Linked DNA regions of Homo sapiens: region 2 is linked to region 1. A link is an interaction called in ENCODE POLR2A ChIA-PET data of the cell type or tissue named here. Cell type or tissue: GM12878. All regions are shown on one strand.

Region 1 (4,000 bases):
GTGTTTATTTCCACCAAGGGATTTTAGTCATTTCTTTTAGGAAGAGAAAAAAAAAAAAACTCACATCCCCAGCCACGTGGGGGGAAAAAAATACAAATATAAAAACTCCCTTCCCTACCTAAAATTGATGTTAATTCCCCTCTCCTTGGGCCAAGCCAAAAATGGTCAACAGCATGCAAATGTTACTTTTTCTTTCTCAAGTACATACACAAAATTCAGGAAAGACCGGTGGAAATTATTTCTCTGGGGTAATTTCAAAGCTCAGATTGCACATTTTAAATAAGTTGCTAAATATATCTCAGGCTCCTTGTGGCAAAACCACTGCATTATTCCTGGAAATCACGGTTAAATCCCAGATACTTAAGTACAAAGTCTGTGGTTCACTCACCTTTGAATCCCCAGCACAGTACTATACAACACACAATATAATGCACAATACCATAACAATACTTGCACATAATAGAGGCTCAATAAATTTTTGTTAAATTGAAGGAAATTACATCCCAGTAACTTAATAGTCTCTTCCTAGTTTCAACGGCATCACAGTGTGGCAGCGTCTATAATCTTAAACCCTACTGTAATGCTACACTCCTCCATAAAACTGAGGTGCGCACAGAAATAACTACACTCCCCCCAGTAATAAGCTCCTTCTATTCAGAGCAAATGTGTTGTTTGGTTACAGGTATTTTTAAAACTCTATATGGAAAGGTGTAGCCCAAGAAGATTACTAGAGGTTTTACCATCTTGTCCAGGTGTTTTTGTTTTGTTTCCAATTCCATATCCCCCAAAGGGGGAAAAGCACATTTCAAACAAAACAACAGATGGTTTGCTCCGGCATCTCCTTCAAAGCTGCCAAATGTGAATAAAGTGTACCATGAAGCAGCAGAGGCATCTATGTTTTCTGAGTGTATTCAAATTAGACACAAACCTTTACAGCTCCAAGTTGCTCTTTTCTGAATTTTTCCAAGGGTTTAATCAGGGTTTCAGTTACACTTAATGCCTAGAGAACAAGAGTGATAACAAAAGAGCACAGCATTAGGTTTCCAAAAAGGAAAAAATTAGTATTTCATTTCCCTCTTCCATCCCACCCAGAAAGAAAATGAACGTATTTAACGGCTTTATCTCACTCTGCCAATGCAACAATTAAATCACTTCTCAACTTATTAAAGCACTAGAACTCCATAAATATTTTCAGGGAAGAGGAGGTGGGCAGATTGCCAGTGAAATGTACAACACAGCCCCAACTCTCTTCCACAAAACAGCAAGACGGCTGTCTGTAAACAACAAAGGGGTCTATCACATTCATTAACAGAACACTTCTGTTTGAGATTGTTTTTTTCCTTCCCCCTCCTTAGAAATTTAAAATTCAATTACATTCCTTTATTGATAATCAGACTACATTATGTAAAGAACTAGGACTGTAGCTACTTGTTCAAATACAACCAGTCTGCCCTTCATTACAGAAACCTCCTAAGGATTTAAGGTATATTAGCAAAGTAGAGTCACTGGAGGCTCACGAAAAAGTCAAATGCTTGGGCGTGCTAGCAAACATGACATCAGGGAAGCTCACATGAGAGAAGCCACACACACAAACTCCAGCCACAACCACATTTTCTTTTTATGTTGGCTGGTTTGGGGATTTTCATGTTAAGCCACAAAATGCTGAAAATGCAAATAAAAGAAAATATTCATCAAAAGAAAACATACTTAGTAACAATATAGTGGTGAGAGTAGTGGCTTCTCACCCTCTGCTTCCAGGAGACCAGAAATATCCAAAATAGAAAAGAAAATCTCGAAACACTATTTAAGAATGTGCCATCCCTCTTTTTAGAAAGGTGATCAAAAATCCAAGCTTAACATTACAGAAAAAATAAGTGATTTGGAATAGGAAAAGATTCTTAATGTAACCAAAGGCTCCTCAGCAGTGTTTCATTATGTGAGGGTTTCTCCCAAAGAGACCTTCATACTCTAACGTAGGGAACACTCAAAATAAGCGACTATGCCCACATTCAGGATGCTCAGTTTCAACTTTCTACCCCAGGCTGACCCCTGGATTCCCCTCACTCCCACCTGGATAATTTGCTGCTTGGGTGTAAAATAGCTGGGGCAACAAAGCTCTAAAAGAAAGAATTAAGAGCAACAACTAGTCAGGGAAAAGGGATCATCTTTCAAAATATCATTTTATCCTCTCTACATTTTAGACCATGTGACCTACAGCAATGGCAAACCAAAGAGTCCTACAAAGCACCACCAGCCAGGAATCCTGACTCCCCAAATAATATGGAATGTCCCACATTCCATTTGAGAGTACAGATACAAGAAGTGCTAGCATACGTTTTCACAGTGCATGAATTTACACACAGTGTCTCATAGATAACTTAAGGCACACTTACATGAGCACCTGTGTCATTTTTTAAGCTCCCACATCTGGATCTACCCAACTAGTGATCCCAAATAAACCTCCATATAATATGTCTTCTGTGAAACTGGTACACTCAAGAAAGAAGTCGGCCCAGAATGAACTGCAGGGATCACAGAAGCTAACAACTGCTCAAGTTCACAGAAGATAGGAATAGGGATTCCAAGTCATGTAGGTCTGGGCCCACCAAGCATAACCACCATGCAACATGGCAATAAAAGTACCAAAGAGGTGCTTCTCCAAAGTTGCCATCTTAATAAACTTTAAATATTTATCTATTTTACGAGATAAACAGCTGTTAAGCATGCAATGCCAGGTGATGGGGATACAGCTATGAACAAAACAAGCACAGCCCCCTGCCTTCGTGGAAATTACTGTTCAGTAGAGAAGATGTAAGCCAGATACATGAACACCTAAGGAGATATATAAGCGCACATTCTAGTAATTCCTTCCAATGAAGAAAAGTAGGAGTACAGTGAGGAATGCATTAGAGGAGGTCTAAGGAGAAATGTGTGCAAAGAGAGCTTCTTCAAAGTAGTGACATTTAAGCTAAAACCTAAAAGGTGAGAAGGAATCCGTGGTGCAAAGGGCAAGGGAAATTGTTTCCTGCTGAGATCAGCAGAGGCAAAGGATGAAGGTGAGGAGTTTGAGCATTACAGGGAATGTCAAAAGGCCAGAATGGCTGAAGCGTAAGGAGCAATGAAGTGAGCCTGTAATGCTGAGTGATGGCAGGGGATCAGAGCGTGCCGGGCCTTGTGGGCTCTGGGAAAGGTTAGCATTTTATTGGGGGTACAGTGGAAAGCCACAGGAGGGTTTTCAAGCAGTGAATTGACAGAATGATAATTAGAGCTTTTCAAGATTACTCTGGCTGCTGAGGGAGAGATGAAAGGTACAGAAAACCGGAAGACAGACTCGTTAGGAGGCTTCTAGAGTGGTACACGAAGAGATGGCGGTGGTTCAAATGAAGGCAACCAACAACAGAAGTAAAGACAAGTAGACAGATTTGAGAGATATTTGCAGGTGGTGTCAAAGTAATGAGAGATTGACCGAATGGAAAAGGTGAAGATTTCCAGGATCCCTCCCAGATTTCTGGCATGAACAAATGAAGAGATAACAATTCTACTTATTGCCAGGCACAGACAGACAAGCATCACATGTTCTCACTTATTTGTGGGATGCAAAAATCAAAACAATTGAACTCATGGAGATAGAGAGTAGAAGGGTTGTTACCAGAAGCTGGGAAGTATAGTAGGGGGGAGGTAGGGATGGTTAATGGGTACAAAAAAATAGTTTGAAAGAATGAATGATACCTAGTATTTGATAACACAACAGAGTGACCATACTCAAAATAATTTAATTGTACATCTTAAAATAACTAAAAGAGTATAGTTAGATTGTAACACAAAGGATAAATGCTTGAACGGATGGATACCCTATTTTCCATGATGTGACTATTATACATTGCACGCCTCTATCAAAATATCTAATATAACCCCATAAATATATATACCTATTATGTACTCACAAATCCTAAAAATAAAAATAAATTTAAAAATAAAAAATAAAGGACACTATTTACTG
Region 2 (4,000 bases), 240 kb after region 1:
GGGGTCAGCAGGCTGCATTCCTTTCTGGAGGTTGTAGGGGAGAACCTATTTCCTTGCTCATTGAAGTCAGTGGCAGAATTCAGTTCCCTGCAGTTGTAGGACTGAGGCCCCGCTTTCTTTCCTGGCTGTCAGCTGAGGGTCATTCATAGCTTCTAGAGAATGTCCACACTCTTTGGTTCATGGTCAGTCCCCTTCCTCCACCTTCAAAGCCAGCAACAGAGAGTGGAGTCCCTTTCATGTAATATCCCTTCTTCTTCATCTTATACTCCTAAGGACCCACGTGATTAGATTGAGCGCACTCAGATGATCCAAGATATTTTCCCCAATTCTTCTTTGTTATTGGTTGATTGACTGTACAAATGGGTCTTGCTATGTTACTCAGGCTGGTCTCAAACTCCTGGGCTCAAGCAATCCTCCTGCCTCAGTCTCCCAAAGTGCTGGGATTACAGATGTAAGCCACTGTGCCTGGTCAATGTCTTAATCTCAAGGTTCTTAACTTTAACCATGTCTACAAAATCCCTTTCTGCTCTGTGAGGTAACATATGCACAGTTTCTGGAATTGGGACATGGACATCTTTTGGGGGAGGATGGTCATTATCCTGCTTACCACACTGGTGATGTTAAAAAAAATAAGTCTTCAATTTTCAATCATTCCACAGGTCTCAGTTTTGTATATTGTGTATTAATATCCAGAGCTCCTTTTCCTATGCTAAATTTAGACTTTTCTACATACACTGATAAGCATTCGAAGACAATTCTTTTTTTTTTTTTTTTTTTGAGACAGGGTCTTGCTGTGTTGACCAAGTTGGAGTGCAGTGGCATGATCTCAGCTCATTGCAACCTCTGCCTCCTGAGTTCAAGCATTCTCCTCTCTCAGCCTCCCAAGTAGCTGGGACTACAGGCATGTACCACCACACCTGGGTAATTTTTGTAATTTTTTAGTAGAAATGGGGTTTCACCATGTTGACCAGGCTGGCCTTGAACTCTTGACCTCAAGTGATCCACCCACTTCGGCCTCCCGAAGTGCTGGGATTACAGGCGTGAGCCACCACATCTAGCTGACAATTCTTTTATAATATTTAATTATATAGAATAAAGGGAGAGAAATAGTGAGGGGGGATATGGAAATGAGTTTTACTTTTCCTCCCAAAGTGGAAGAAAATAACAACAATCTGTGAACATGTTTAAATGCTGATGGGAAGGAACTGGTAGAGAAGGAGAGCTGAATGTGGGGAACTGGAAATTATTCCTTGAATCTGTTCTTCCTTTCTGTCATAGTAAAAGAGTTTTAGTTAGGCACCTGGCCATCCAGCTAGAAACTACATTTCCCAAACTCCTTGCAACTAATGGTCTGAATAGTGACTAGGTTCCCCTAGTAATGCACTCTCTTGGTATGCTGGAAGGCAGAATGAGGTATCCAGCACAGTTGTGGTCTTCCGGTGGAATGCTAGGGTTCAGCATTCAGAAACTTGTGGCAGTGGCTTTTAAATTTGTCTCTTTAAAGCCCTGTTATTAGCAACCAGCTCTGCTACTACCTAGCAGGAGGTTTGGAGAACACCTCTTCACCAAGCACTGGGGAAGGGGCCTTCCTTGGTAGCTGTCCTCTGACTTCCAGAGAAGACAATGGAAATGCTGCAAAAATGGCATGTCCCAATTACAACGAGAAAATGGGATTCCAGAGAGGTAGAGGGTAGGTGGGAGTTGTTAATAGACAAAGACAAATTTATGTGCAGTTAGCACAATGCATCATGGAGAAGGAATGGTCATAGGAGTGTTTTGACATGAAATCAAGGGGCAGCTTACTGAGGTCCACTGAGTAGACCTAGACCTCTAGGACTACTGGGCAGAAACAAACTAGACACCATGTTAGGATTCATGGCTTCCTACCAGAGTCTCAGAACTCAGCCAGTGGACGGATGAAGCCCCTCAACAGAGATGGAGGCCAGTTGCCTCTGAAGAAGAACTCTGTACTTTAGCCATAGTGTATCCAGTGGATTTCCTCCCAAGTCTTCCACAGGGTGACCTGGAGCTATTCACCCAGGGGTCTGTGGACGGGGAGAAGGGAATATAAAACCTACTGGGAAGTATCACATACTGGCTCTGATTTTACACTTATGCCACAGACCAAAAACATTACAATCATCTGCCAAAGTAGGGCTTATGGATGTCAGGTGTTAGATGAATTTGTGGCTCCAATTCATGTAACAGTGGACCTACTGGGATTGCAGGCCCATCCAGTGTATATTATCCCAGTCCCAGGATATCTGGTGGGAATACATACACACACACACACACACACATATGCATACAGGTACACATACACATGCATGTACACATACACATGTACATGCATATGCATACACATATAGTTGGTAACTAGCAGGATACCATTCTGGTTCCCTGTCCTGTTGAGTGAAGGCTACTATGAAAGGAAGGACTATCTAGGGCCACTGGAGCTCTTCCCAAACAATTCACCAAGCTACTAAACAGTAAGTGATCCTGCTAGGGGAATTGTAGAAATTACTGCTGCCATAAAGACCTTGAGAGAAGCAGGGGTAGTAATTCCTACTATATCTGCATAAAACTTTTCTGTTTGGCTGGAACAAAAGCCTAACGGGCCTTGAAAATGACAGTGGATTATTGCAAACCTAATCAGGTGGTGAAGTTAGTTGCAGCTATGGTTTTGGATACAGGATATTTACTGAAACAAATGATCCCCCCAGGCACCTGACATACAACTGTTGTCCTGAAAATGCGTTCTTTCCCATCCTAACCAGTAGGCAAAATCAGAAGCAGTTTGCATTTATATAGCAGAGACAAGGGTATATCTTTATTGTATTCTGTGGAACATCACACGAGTTCTTTACATTGATAAGCATGTTGTTTGTTGGACCTAGTGAGAAGGAAGTAGAAAATATATATGCTAAGGGTGGGAGATAAACCCTCTGAAAGTTCAGGGCCCTGCCACCACTTTGGTGACGTGTGAAAAGAGGCCAGTGGTTTGTAGCATGTTAGGAAATCACAAATGGCAGGACTTTGCACCCTCCACCACAAAGAAAAAGGCACTGTATTTGATAAGCCTCTGGATTTTGGTGACAACATATACCACATTTGGGCATGCTGCACTAACCTACTTAGGAAATAACCTATAAGCTTCCAGTCTTAAGGAAGTCCTGGAACAAGAATAAGACCTGCAGCATGTCCAGGCTGGGTTGAAAGTTGACATGCCACTTGAGTCTTATGACCTAATGGATTCAATGGCATTGGAACTGTAGCATGGCAGCAGAGATGCTGTTTGGAGACTCTGGCAAGTCCCAGAACAAAGCACTTGGTGGTCTAGTGACTGGACAACCTAAAACACCTACCACAAACTAACTATCATCTGATCACAACCATAAAACTGGGCATGCCCAGTAGTATTCCATTGTAAAATGGAAATGGCAATTACGAGACGCAGCCCTAACAGGTCCAGAAGGTACCGATAAACTATTTTGTAAACTGAGCATGAGCACAAGGCTCAGACTCATGTCTTATTGTGAGTTGGTATCAATTCAGACATACTGTCACCTGAAACCTGAAATATTAGTATAGTTACATTTAAGATGTGGGAAGTTGGGAGGGAGAAACAACTAAATAACACAAAATACAGTGACTACAATCCTCCAAGTTGAAAACTGTATGAATATTGTAACTTTTCATCACCTTTGACAGCTCTAAGTTACATGGTTGTGATGCTCACACATATCTAGTTTTTTTTCTCCTCTTAGAAACCTGAAAGATTACACTTTGCTGTCCTCCTCGCAGTTGGGGCCATGTGGTCCTGGCCAATAGGTTATGAGGTGAAGTCACATATATCACTTTCAGGCTGAAGTATTTAATTGCTGGTGTAATAATCTCTTGCACTCTCTTCTCTTACTTCGGCAAATCTTGCTATCTGGAGCAGCTGGAGTGATCCTAGATGACTGAAACGTGTAATGTGTTGGTCAACACTAAATAAAGT

The links. Peaks named below come from ENCODE experiments on the same cell type or tissue, not always from the same donor. Only the 100,000 strongest peaks of a DNase experiment are listed, where the experiment ranks them.
Region 2: POLR2A ChIA-PET joins it to region 1 with 7 read pairs; 3 of 35 experiments call an interaction of 5 or more read pairs at or near these places.

The regions. Positions count from the first base shown.
Region 1 is chr4:147,844,151-147,848,150 of GRCh38, reverse strand. It overlaps ARHGAP10 (Rho GTPase activating protein 10), which reads right to left. Exons shown (of 23, transcript NM_024605.4): 4 at 929-1,000. Among named protein-coding and RNA genes, the nearest start is that of MIR4799, 64 kb to the right of the region's middle. In GM12878, no CTCF peak of the experiment used is centred here; a DNase peak (open chromatin) is centred at 1,610; H3K27ac peaks cover 1,221 bases.
Region 2 is chr4:147,606,746-147,610,745 of GRCh38, reverse strand. It overlaps TMEM184C-DT (TMEM184C divergent transcript), which reads left to right. Exons shown (of 2, transcript NR_186679.1): 2 at 785-4,000. Among named protein-coding and RNA genes, the nearest start is that of TMEM184C-DT, 8.5 kb to the left of the region's middle. In GM12878, no CTCF peak of the experiment used is centred here; no DNase peak of the experiment used is centred here.